3 separate regions of the Homo sapiens genome follow, and regions 1 and 2 are each linked to region 3. Evidence: chromatin contacts called from ENCODE Hi-C or POLR2A ChIA-PET data. All regions are on one chromosome and are shown on one strand. The core of a region is the stretch at or near the end of the contact, and the rest is flanking DNA. Distances in the headings are between cores, read along the strand shown. Region 1 has its middle 11 kb from the start of POU2F1-DT. Region 2 overlaps ADCY10 (adenylate cyclase 10). Region 3 overlaps CD247 (CD247 molecule).

What was found. Hi-C counts contacts between places; a loop is a spot of excess contacts on that map. ChIA-PET counts read pairs that join two places held with the same protein, here RNA polymerase II (POLR2A). Pooled maps may share reads with other maps.
Region 1: a pooled map shows a loop between it and region 3 (2.0-fold over the local background). The contact joins two enhancer-like sites. A Hi-C loop is called at or near these places in 1 of 50 pooled maps. POLR2A ChIA-PET finds 5 or more read pairs at or near these places in 2 of 52 experiments (PC-3 and activated CD4-positive, alpha-beta T cell).
Region 2: a pooled map shows a loop between it and region 3 (2.7-fold over the local background). The contact joins two enhancer-like sites. A Hi-C loop is called at or near these places in 1 of 50 pooled maps. POLR2A ChIA-PET finds 5 or more read pairs at or near these places in 2 of 52 experiments (PC-9 and WTC11).

What each region holds. Positions count from the first base shown.
Region 1 is chr1:167,207,472-167,210,857 of GRCh38, forward strand. No RefSeq gene overlaps it. Among named protein-coding and RNA genes, the nearest start is that of POU2F1-DT, 11 kb to the right of the region's middle. Within about 2 kb of position 1,285, at least 4 of the 41 ENCODE cell types and tissues checked have a DNase peak (open chromatin) inside an H3K27ac peak, as active enhancers do.
Region 2 is chr1:167,898,229-167,901,712 of GRCh38, forward strand. ADCY10 (adenylate cyclase 10) reads right to left here. Exons shown (of 33, transcript NM_018417.6): 5 at 3,434-3,484; 6 at 1,195-1,400. It also overlaps a transcript of DCAF6 not described here. Among named protein-coding and RNA genes, the nearest start is that of ADCY10, 14 kb to the right of the region's middle. Within about 2 kb of position 1,308, at least 3 of the 41 ENCODE cell types and tissues checked have a DNase peak (open chromatin) inside an H3K27ac peak, as active enhancers do.
Region 3 is chr1:167,497,148-167,500,538 of GRCh38, forward strand. All of the region lies in intron 1 of CD247 (CD247 molecule), which reads right to left. Among named protein-coding and RNA genes, the nearest start is that of CD247, 20 kb to the right of the region's middle. Within about 2 kb of position 2,079, at least 4 of the 41 ENCODE cell types and tissues checked have a DNase peak (open chromatin) inside an H3K27ac peak, as active enhancers do.

The DNA of each region.
Region 1 (3,386 bases), core at 35-2,534, 290 kb before region 3:
TTGCCTAGGAATGAAGTGCGAGTTTTTAAAGCAGTTATTTTGTCTATTTGGAAGTATTTTAAATTTACTTTTGGTCTTGGCTGTGTTCCTCCACATTGCAGTTATTGGACTGGGGACTTTCAGAGAAGTGGTTTTTAATATATGTACACAATTGGGATGCTGGGGAGAGGGGAAAAGATTATTGTAGCCCTCTATCTCACCCAGATCAACATTATCTTATTCATTTTATGGAAATTGTAGTTAATATTCTGAATTAATTAGATTGTACAATCAGTTTCAAAAGCATAATGCAGTGGTGTATAAAATTTAATAATGTATAAAACTTGTTATGGAAATTTAAAATTTTAGGGCCAAGATGGAATTCAAACATGAATTTTGTATGAAGAAATGAAACAAAATAGTTGTGTTAGAGTAATTTTCTTTATTATTAGGGAAAAACATCCACAGCATCATTTAAATACTATACCATTCATCACATGTAATGCTTCCCAGCAAACTAATTTAAGGTGGACTCTAGACTCGATAAATATCAAAAGAGTATATCACAGTCCTCGCCTCTGCCTGTTTTCCTTTTGAAGATCAGCAGGCTTAGTAAAAACAGATTTCCTAAAATAAGCATTATCATATACAGAGAAGACTGGAAATCGTAAATGATGTGAGCAACTTCCCTTGATTATGACAGGAAGCCTGCATATATAATCTTTGTAGTGAATAAACATCTCCAATTTCTAGTATTATATCATCCAATTCCAGGAAAACATTATCATAATATGAAATAGATGAGAAAGTAAGTAGCAATCAGAACTATCTGGCAATGAGAAACACTAGGTTTTCTTTCTCTTGAGTCAGAGCAGCTTTCCTTAGTGAGAAAAGCTGATGTAAGGTGGTTCCACATTCAAATTTCAGTGCCTGAGCAACTTCGGGTAAGTTACTAAATTTCTCTGAACCTCAGCCCTTCTGACCATTATGCATTGGAAATAATGCTTCCTTCCTGTCTTAATCTGTTTTGCATTGCTATAACAGAATACCCGGGGCTGGGTAATTTATAAAGGAAAAAGGTTTATTTAGCTCGTGGTTTTTTTTTTTTTTTTTGGCTCCAGACTGTCCTCTGGTGGAGCTTTTGTGCTGCATTGAAACATGGAGGAGAAGGTCAAAGGGGAAGCAAGCATGAAGAGGGACCAGACCAGAGGGGCATCCTGGATTTATAGAAACCTACTCTTGGGGGAACTAATCCATTCCTGTGAGAACTAAACCAGTCTCACCAGAGCAAGAAATCACTCACTGCCACAAGGACAGCACCAAGATATTCAGGAAGGACCTGTCCCCATGACCCAAACACCTCCCACCACACCCTACTTCTCAACACAGACACACGGGGGAATCAAATTTCAACATGAGATTTGGTGAAGACAAACAAACCATATCCTAACCATAGCACTTCCCAAGAATGGCATAAGATTTAACTGAGGTAATGTTACTGAAATGCCAGGGGTTCACTCTAGGTCCTTCTGCTTGCCACACAGAAAGCCAATCACTGAGACAATGAGTATGACTAGGGAAGAAGTCTTTAATTAGGTGCTGCAGCCAAGGCAATGGGTGATTGGTCTCAAATCTATCTCCCTGACTAACTAAAATTAGAAGTTTATATAGCAGGGAAGAACTATAACCACGTATGGGAAAACAAGAATTAGTGAGGGGTAAGGAAGAGGAGTTGGTCAACAGGAAGCAGGTGGCTGGCTAGGCACTCATGACAGGTGAGGGGTCTGGTGTTTCACTGTCCAGATGCAGTGATCTGGTAAGTTTCAGTTCCTTGATACTATCTGGGAGGGCTGATGTTTGGTTTTCTGAGAAAGGAACTCAGATAAAATAAATGTTTAGTGCTTCAGTGGAAGTTTATATATATGTAACTTTCCCAAGTTTCAAGACTGGGAGGATGAATTTCTATGTTTATTCAAAAGAAACCATAAACATCAGTTCTAGGGACAATTGGGCTGGCTTCAGTCATGCACATTTAGCCCTTTCCTGTACCCTACATCCCCTCTATTTGAAAGCAGTGGTCCTACACTCAAACAGTCTTCAGGTCCTCACCTCCAACCATGACCTCCCTCTTGTATGTCTTGTCTTTCTAAGGGATCCCCAGTCACCCACCCAAAAAGCTAGTGGCTGTCCAAGGCTCCTCCTTTGCCTTCATCCTCCCGGCTCTGAACAACTCCTGGCCACTGATTCCTGTCTGAGTTAGGAGTTAGATGCATCTGCTCTGAGCTCCCCTGATCTACACGTACTTCACAATGTGCACTTTACCCACACTGGTGAATGCTCAGTAGACTCAGATTGTCTTGCAGGAAGGACTTAGGGTTTTTATCTCTGAATAATGATATTTGTGGAACTAAAGTGAAATAAAAGAATAATAGCTCAATAAACCTCAGTTTGCATTCTCCCTATTATTTCTTTTGCTCAAGATGCTGACTTGTGTGGCTTTTGTGTCTGGCTCTTGCCCTGCCTACATGTAGGACTGGTTTCTGTGGGTATTTCTGGTGAGATCTCAGAAGTATCTCACAAAATCCTATCAGTACACACAATACAGGGAGCACTAAGAAAGCACTGCAATCCCCATCTTACAGGGGAGGACCCTAGTGTACAGGGGCTTTCAAGATCTTCGTGTGAGGTTAAACAGTCAGTGAGAGGCAAGCCTGGGATCAATCCTGGGTGTGGCTGATGCCAGTACCCACACATAACCATTATCATAACTCTATTCCCTCCTCAATAGGTGTGATCAGTTACCCATGGCATCCTCATTTTACACTCCTTCGTCTACTTAAGCTTCCCTTTCCAAGCACTGCTAGTGCTTTTGATTGGTGCTTCTGATGCCTCTCACAAAGCACTGCAGTCCTCAATTTGCCAGAATGGGGCAGATTGTTCTCTCTTGCTCTTTTGTTCATTCAACTTTGTCAGAGGATTATTAAAGCTCCTTGTACCCCTATGTCCCCTAGAAAATTTCATGAAGTGGGCAGAAATTCAGCGGATATGCTCTGGCCTTGGGCACAGCTGGCAGATGCCCTGATGGATTAGGTGCCAAATTGGATAAATTACTGGGTGTGGTGGCTCATGCTTGTACTCCCAGCACTTCGAGAGGCTGAGGCAGGAGGACTGCTGGAGTCCAGGAGATTGAGACCAGCCTGGGCAACATAGTGAGACTTCATCTCTACAAAATAAAATAATTGTCTGGGTATGGTGGCATGTGCCTCCATAAAGGATAAATTGTCTTAATATAAGTTAAACATAACTTAAACATAAATTAAATACAAATGTAATTCCCCATTTATTTAATATTTAAATTAAATATAACATATTAATATATAAACACATGTATTTCGTTTTTGAAATAT
Region 2 (3,484 bases), core at 58-2,557, 400 kb after region 3:
ACTCTGTATTATTTTTTCAACTTTTCTGTAAGTCTAACATGAATTCAAAGTTAAAACAATTTTTAAAGGTATCAAGAATGATTGAAGAGAGGCTGGGCGTGGTGGCTTACACCTATAATCCCAGCACTTTGGGAGGCTGAGGTGGGTGGATCACGAAGTCAGGAGTTCAAGACCAGCCTGGCCAAGATGGTGAAACCCCGTCTCTACTAAAAATACAAAAAATTAGCTGGGCGTGGTAGCGGGCACCTGTAATTCCAGCGACTCGGAAGGTTGAGGCAGGGAATTGCTTGAACCCGGGAGGCGGAGGTTGCAGTGAGCCGAGATCACGCCATTGCACTCTAGCCTGGTCAACAGAGCGAGACTCCGTTTTTTTTTTTTTAAAAAAAGAATGATTGAAGAGCATGGGAATGGGCTATTGCTATAAGCCAGCTAGGCCATGCAGGCTGGATATGTCTTGCTGGAAGAGTGAGGAGTGGGTGGTGGTGGTGAGGGTTGTAGGCTGATGCATGAGTGTGGGAGTGCCTCCTATCTTGACCAGCATCTGCACGGATTCTCTGTCTTTTCTTTCTTTCTGCCGCGTAGTCCCATTCCTTTGGCTCATCTAGCAGCACACCTTTCTTCCACTTTCATACCCTCAAAGCACAGCTTTTTTAATTGTCCATATCCCAGGGACAGTTCTGCTTATAGTCAATCTGCAACTTAACCACAATGTTTTCTACTAGGCAGAGCCACAGGAAGAGAAGTCTCTCTTCTATCACTGAACTTCGCCGCACTTGCTCAACTCCAACCTTTACCTTCAGTGATCCCTCATCCTGGGTTAGGAGGGTGTTGGGTAAAGAAAGTGAGGGTCAATGACAGCCTTTAAAACTATTCCCCTCTGCTCCTGGATGAACCGGCAGACCCTTCTGGTTCCTTAAGCAAGGTCGCTAGCCCCTCAAAAGGCCTCAATCCCCAAATTCCATATCCTCAGTTACCCATAAAGAAGCCTAATCATTTCCTCCTCAAGCTCACCAGCCTGGGCTCCTCCCAGAGGAGCTGCCCTGGACTAAAGCCTCTGTAGCCTAACCCAGACTGACCCCATCCCAATCTCCAGCCCAGGAGCTTTATGAAACCAGCGTGCCCAGTGACTCTTCTGGCAGGGGGCCTCTGTTACAGGCTGGCAGAACTTTCTGTAAGTAGCAGCATCACACCCACCTTAACTGCTCTCTGATCTGGAACACTCTCAATTTCAATCATGCTCCGGTCACAGAGCTGCCAGCAGTTTGGTGACAGAATAACATCATTCATCTGAGCCATGTTCTGGGCAAGGCGCACATCGTCCACTGCCTGACCAATCACCAGAAAGTGGCTGTGTGTTTCATCTCCAAAGACCAACATGCTGATGTGGCCAGCAGCCAGTCCTGGCAAGAAGGCAAGGAATAGGTTTGCACAAGAAGTTCTGGATTATTTCCCAGCAGCACAGGTTTTTGGAAAAACCATAATCTTGGTGGGACTATACTATCTCAGAGCAAAATCTCACTTCTAAAACTTTACATAGGAATTATGGCATACCTCTTTTGGGCTCGGGCCTTCCAAAGCTCCCCTTCTTCCAAAGCTAGAAAGTTCTACCACTAAATTTTGCCTGTCTGTAACATTATCTCACTACATGGTCCTACCAGTCCCCAAAGTTATTTTTACCTTTTCTTCAATTATGTATACTTAAGGGCAACAGGGAATACCTTTAATAATTCTTATTTTGGGAGAATTTGCATTTTAGCAGAGATTGAAGCTGTAACTAAAAATAATCCCTTAGGGTTGAATTTTAGACAACAAAGGGTGGGGGAAAGGAAGTATGCATTTGACAGTTACACATCCCATCCCAACAACCATTTCTCTCATTGCTTTTAAGTTGGTAAATGAAAGTTTTGGAACCTAAGTGACAGAAGAAGATATTGTATAATATGACATGTACACAAAATATATGTATAAATGAACTGTAAGTGACACACATTTCTTTCAAATGACTGTAATACAATCAATGTTTATTTTTTATCTTCGCTCTCTGCTATACTGATTTGTCAGGGCTGACTCCCCCCTGATTCTACATACAGTTTGTTTTCTATCTGAAACACACTGATGTTTGGACTTACTCTAAAAAAAGGTGCTGGGACCCACCTCACTAACAGCCAATCAGCATGCAAGAGGGGGCTGGGTTCCCATCATTCTCAAGAAGGATAACACATCAGACTCCTTGGGTACTAACTTAGAAAAAATATTCAGTATTATAATAACTTTGATTTTTTTTTCAACAAAATATTTAACTTATTTGGGCTTTTTTTTTTGAGATGGAGTTTCACGCTTGTTGCCCAGGCTGGAGTGCAATGGCGCCATCTCGGCTCACTGCAACCTCCGCCTCCTGGGTTCAAGCAATTCTCCTGCCTCAGCCTCCCAAGTAGCTGAGATTACAGGCACCCGCCATCACGCCTGGCTAATTTTTGTATTTTAGTAGAGACGGGGTTTCACCATGTTGGTCAGGCTGGTCTCAAACTCCTGACCTCAGGTGATCCACCCACCTTGGCCTCCCAAAGTGCTGGGATTACAGGTGTGAGCCACTGCACCTGGCCTTATTTGGAAATTTTTAACAACATCAAAAGCGGGCCTAGGTTAAAGAAGGCTGAGAAACAGTTAATTGTATAACTGCTGATGATCCTATCAGGTATGACATGTGAGAATTCTAAGTTTTGCAAAGTTTAGTTAGGCGGAAGCTAACACCAACAGCACCAACCATAACTCTGTTACTCATTACTTATACCTCTCAGAATCTCATTTTTCATCTATGAAATGGATACAATGATGCCTGTATCTCAGGACTGTCATATAGTGTGCGTAATGTTTGCACGTGCATAGTGTGTAATGTCTGCAATGTAATAAGGAAATATGTGTGACTATTACTATATTATATGTATAACTTTAAGAAGCCTTGTGTAAAGCTGGAGCTGTGTTGCAGGCTGACCTGTTAAGCTTTTCCTACACCTCATTCTTATGAGGTAGGGGGTGACCAGTCTCATGTCGTTGCTGAAACTATGTAATGGCAAGCTAGTCTCTATTTTGTTTTATACTGCACAACCTTGACAAGCAGCAAGATGGAATAATAATAACAGCAGTAGCAGTCATAAAGACTATTTTATTGGGTGGTTCCTATGCATTAACTACCATACCAACTAATTTACTTTTTGTAATAGCTTATTAGGTAGATATTATGATTAACCCAAATTCTCTCAACTGGTATGTGAGGAAGCCAAAATTCACATTCTGATTGTCCTGATGCCAAAGTTCAGGGCATCATGGGGCTGAGCCACCATGTTCTACTACTTCTCTTTGGGAGAGAGAGATGCCCCAGGAGTCAAGACCCTATCCCAGCTGCCGTAGGATTTATTCCTTCTCAAATGCTTACCTATCTTGACTCGGATGTCTAGGCCTTCTTCCCACTCCTGGGTCTCAAACA
Region 3 (3,391 bases), core at 829-3,328:
AGACATAGTTCATGACAGGGAGAGATGACCATGATTTATTGCTAAGTAAAAAGAACAGTTACGAAATAAAATGCACATATCCAAGCCTAGAAGGACAGTCACCAACATACTAATCAGTCTTGGGGGTAACATTTTTTAAAATGATTTTTATTTTCTCTTTGTTCTTTTCTACCTTTTCCAAGTTTTCCCCAATAAGTATGCTTTGACCTTGTAAGATATGATAAATATCATCTTTTAAAGTGTGGTGTTTTAGGTTCTCAAAGCAGAAAATAAAGTCCATTTCATTTTAAATAGGATACAGTGAAATCGCTGACTACAGGTCCTCTTTCGCTTAGTTCTCGTTTTCTTTAGTATTCTAGGGCAGGGGAGGCTTTCTTAGTGGCAAATTACTACTTTCAGGGGGAGCATTAAATAAATAAGAAAGTAAAGGTTGTAAATGTTGTTGGTATTTGATTTGGAAACAGTATGAGTTAAAATAAGATATAGGATGAGGATGCATCCTGGCACAACAGAAAAAGCACTGGGCTGAGAGTCAGTCCTGGGTTACAGAGCTAGAACCGCAAACTCTCCAAGGAACAAACTCAGTACTCCCTCTTCAAGGGGAACCTAACCCTATCCATAACCTGAATTCCACCTACAATATCTTTCTGGCTCAGCCACCAGCTTTGTGATTCTGCCATCTCCTTTCTGAGGGCCAGTGAAACAAAGGAGTCAAGGCAAAGGGGATCTCCAAGGTTCTTTACCCAGCACAGATTCCATGATGCCCAAGGGAGAAGAAAAAAGATGCCAAAAAAGCCTCCTTTACGGCTTGACCTCGGACTGTCCTGGCCGCATAGTTTACTGAGGGTCTAGACTTTTCTCCCTGGTTCCTGCTACAGATCTTGCTGTAGATGGGTGATGGTGCCATAGCTTGATCTTGGGGACCCTGGGATGTGGCATCTTCTGCCAGTCCTGTTCTGTTGTGTCTCCCCCAGTCCTGGCCAAAGGCAGTGGCTTCTGTTGCTGCTCCCGTCAAGAAGTGCCTTCCTATCCTGCCCATCTGCTCACATTTCTATCACTGCAGCTCACAGACTTCGGTTGTCTTTCACACCCCAGGTAAGATCAACTGCTAAAACCAACAATGCCTTGACATCCTTCTACATGAATCCACATCTTCCTAACATCTATTTTGGAATGCTCAGGTCCCTCAGGAGTCAGAAGAGCAGGGACACTGGGTGAGGCCAGGTGAAGAGGGCCTCAAGGGAGCTGAAGATGAGCACAGGCTTCAGGGACTGTCAAAAGAGTCTTGCGATCAGCCACAGACAGACATGGCCACTGGCACCCTCCTCCATGGAGATGCCTCAGACACTCTATTTGGCCTTTCTACCTTTCCATTCAGTCATTCATTTTTGTAAAATGTACAGTAATCGAAAACATTTATTACAGTGCTGCTATGGGCCTAGCTCCATCTGGGCCCATTACACACATTTTCTTTAATTATCCCAATGACCCTGCAAGGTAGGTAATCTTCATTTTATAAAGAAGAGGACAGTTTCAGAGAGGTCAAGAAACCTGCCCAAGATCACGTTGCTGGGTAGTGATAAAGCCAAAACTTTAATTTAGGTCTGATTGCCTCATGAATCTATGCTCTTTGCACTTTCTGCTGAAACTGACCTCCCTCAACCTTACCATCTAGACAGAAATGCAGATGGCGGACACAAGAGGCACTTGCAAACCAGGGACACCCAGAGTCAAGTGGTTGCTTTCTATGGTTTACGGCTGTCCTCCTTGGGAAGAACCATCCCAAAAGCCATGCGCACACGGGGCTCCTGAGGACATCATTTCAGCTTGTGTCAGGAAAGTGCTTAGCAGTGGATCAATTGCCAGTCTTCTGGTCAACCTAATGAGCAAAATAAAGTCAGCCTGAATTGTCCATCATGGCCTAATCATCACGGAGTGATTGATCAACACAAATGATGACTCCAATCCACTGGTTCTCAACCAGGGGCAGATTTTGCCCCCAGGAAACATTTGGCAACGTCTAAAGATATTTTGAGTTGTCACAACTTGGGGAGTGCTACTGTCATCTAGTGGGTAGAGGTCAGGGATGCTGCTCAACATTCTACAATGCACAGAACAGCCTCCCTGGTGCCCACAGCCACAGAGAATTATCTGGCCCCAGGTGTTTTAGTGCAGAGGTCGAGAAACCCTGCTCCAAGCATTCGATCAAGAGGGACTTGACCCAGCTGGAGACTAACCAAATACCAGAAAGAGCAGCTGTTTTATTTCTGGGAAATTGTTGCTAGGGTTAAACTGTATAGATTTAGCCACGACTGAAGGTGTCCACATCCTGTTAAGCTAGATGGTGGGCATTGTGTATTTTTTTCCAGCTGCCCTTATTCAAGAGTGGCCCCTGGAATTTACTTAGCCTTTCTTTGGGTTAAAATCAGGAATGGAAAATTTAACCTCTAAGAGGAAAACAAACAGAAAATGAAAAGTAGGCGTAATAATGGAAGCTTAGGTGCAAATTTTAGTGCAGGGTATTCCTTCCTGTAAGGTTACTCACCCCACTCCTCCAGGCCACAGATATGCATGCACAGCCTGCCCACATGTAACTGTGCAGAGGGAGAGCTTAGATTTGAATCCAGAAGAATGGAATTCAAACCCCAACTCTACTGATAACCAATCTTGAGCAAATCACTTGCCTTCTTGAAGTTTCAGTTCCTCTGTCAGTAACAGAGGCCATACCCACACATCCCCGAGGGCTGTGGATTTTGCATACAGTAATTTACATAAAAGCACTGGCAAAACTACAAAGTGTGCCATAACTGCTCACCTGACGACAATCACACACACAGAGGGCTTCTCCTCCCTGGGGCACGTGGGTTCTCTTTATTAGATTTTTCCACATTATCACTGCCTATGTAAAGCTTCTCCTGGGTGATATTCTATTTCTTATGCTGCACTGGAGAAATATTCTCTATATCTTGAAATGGAAACGCTGAACCCAACTTATTTTACTCATGACCTAAATGAGATTATTGCTTCCAAGAGGACAATATATCGCACTAAAATGAGAATGCTCAGGATGATTAGGTGGAGAGCATTTATGATGCAGCTTTCCATTCTCCATGTGATGAAAACTTGACATGACCCAATGCTTTATTGTCCTACAGTAATTCCTGTCACTTTTATCCAGACTCATATTGCTCTTTAATTCTAGCCTATTTTCATCTTTCCTTAACAGGACATCAGATCTTGGCTTTCACAATCAACACAGTTTCAAAGGTTATTTATAAAATAGTTTAAAATAAAATATGCCATGCTTTGATTACAACCAGCGCTTCTGGTATGAATTAGAGAGGTGGCCTGTACACATATGTGTTGTTTATTAGCTTTTATCTGATGATCT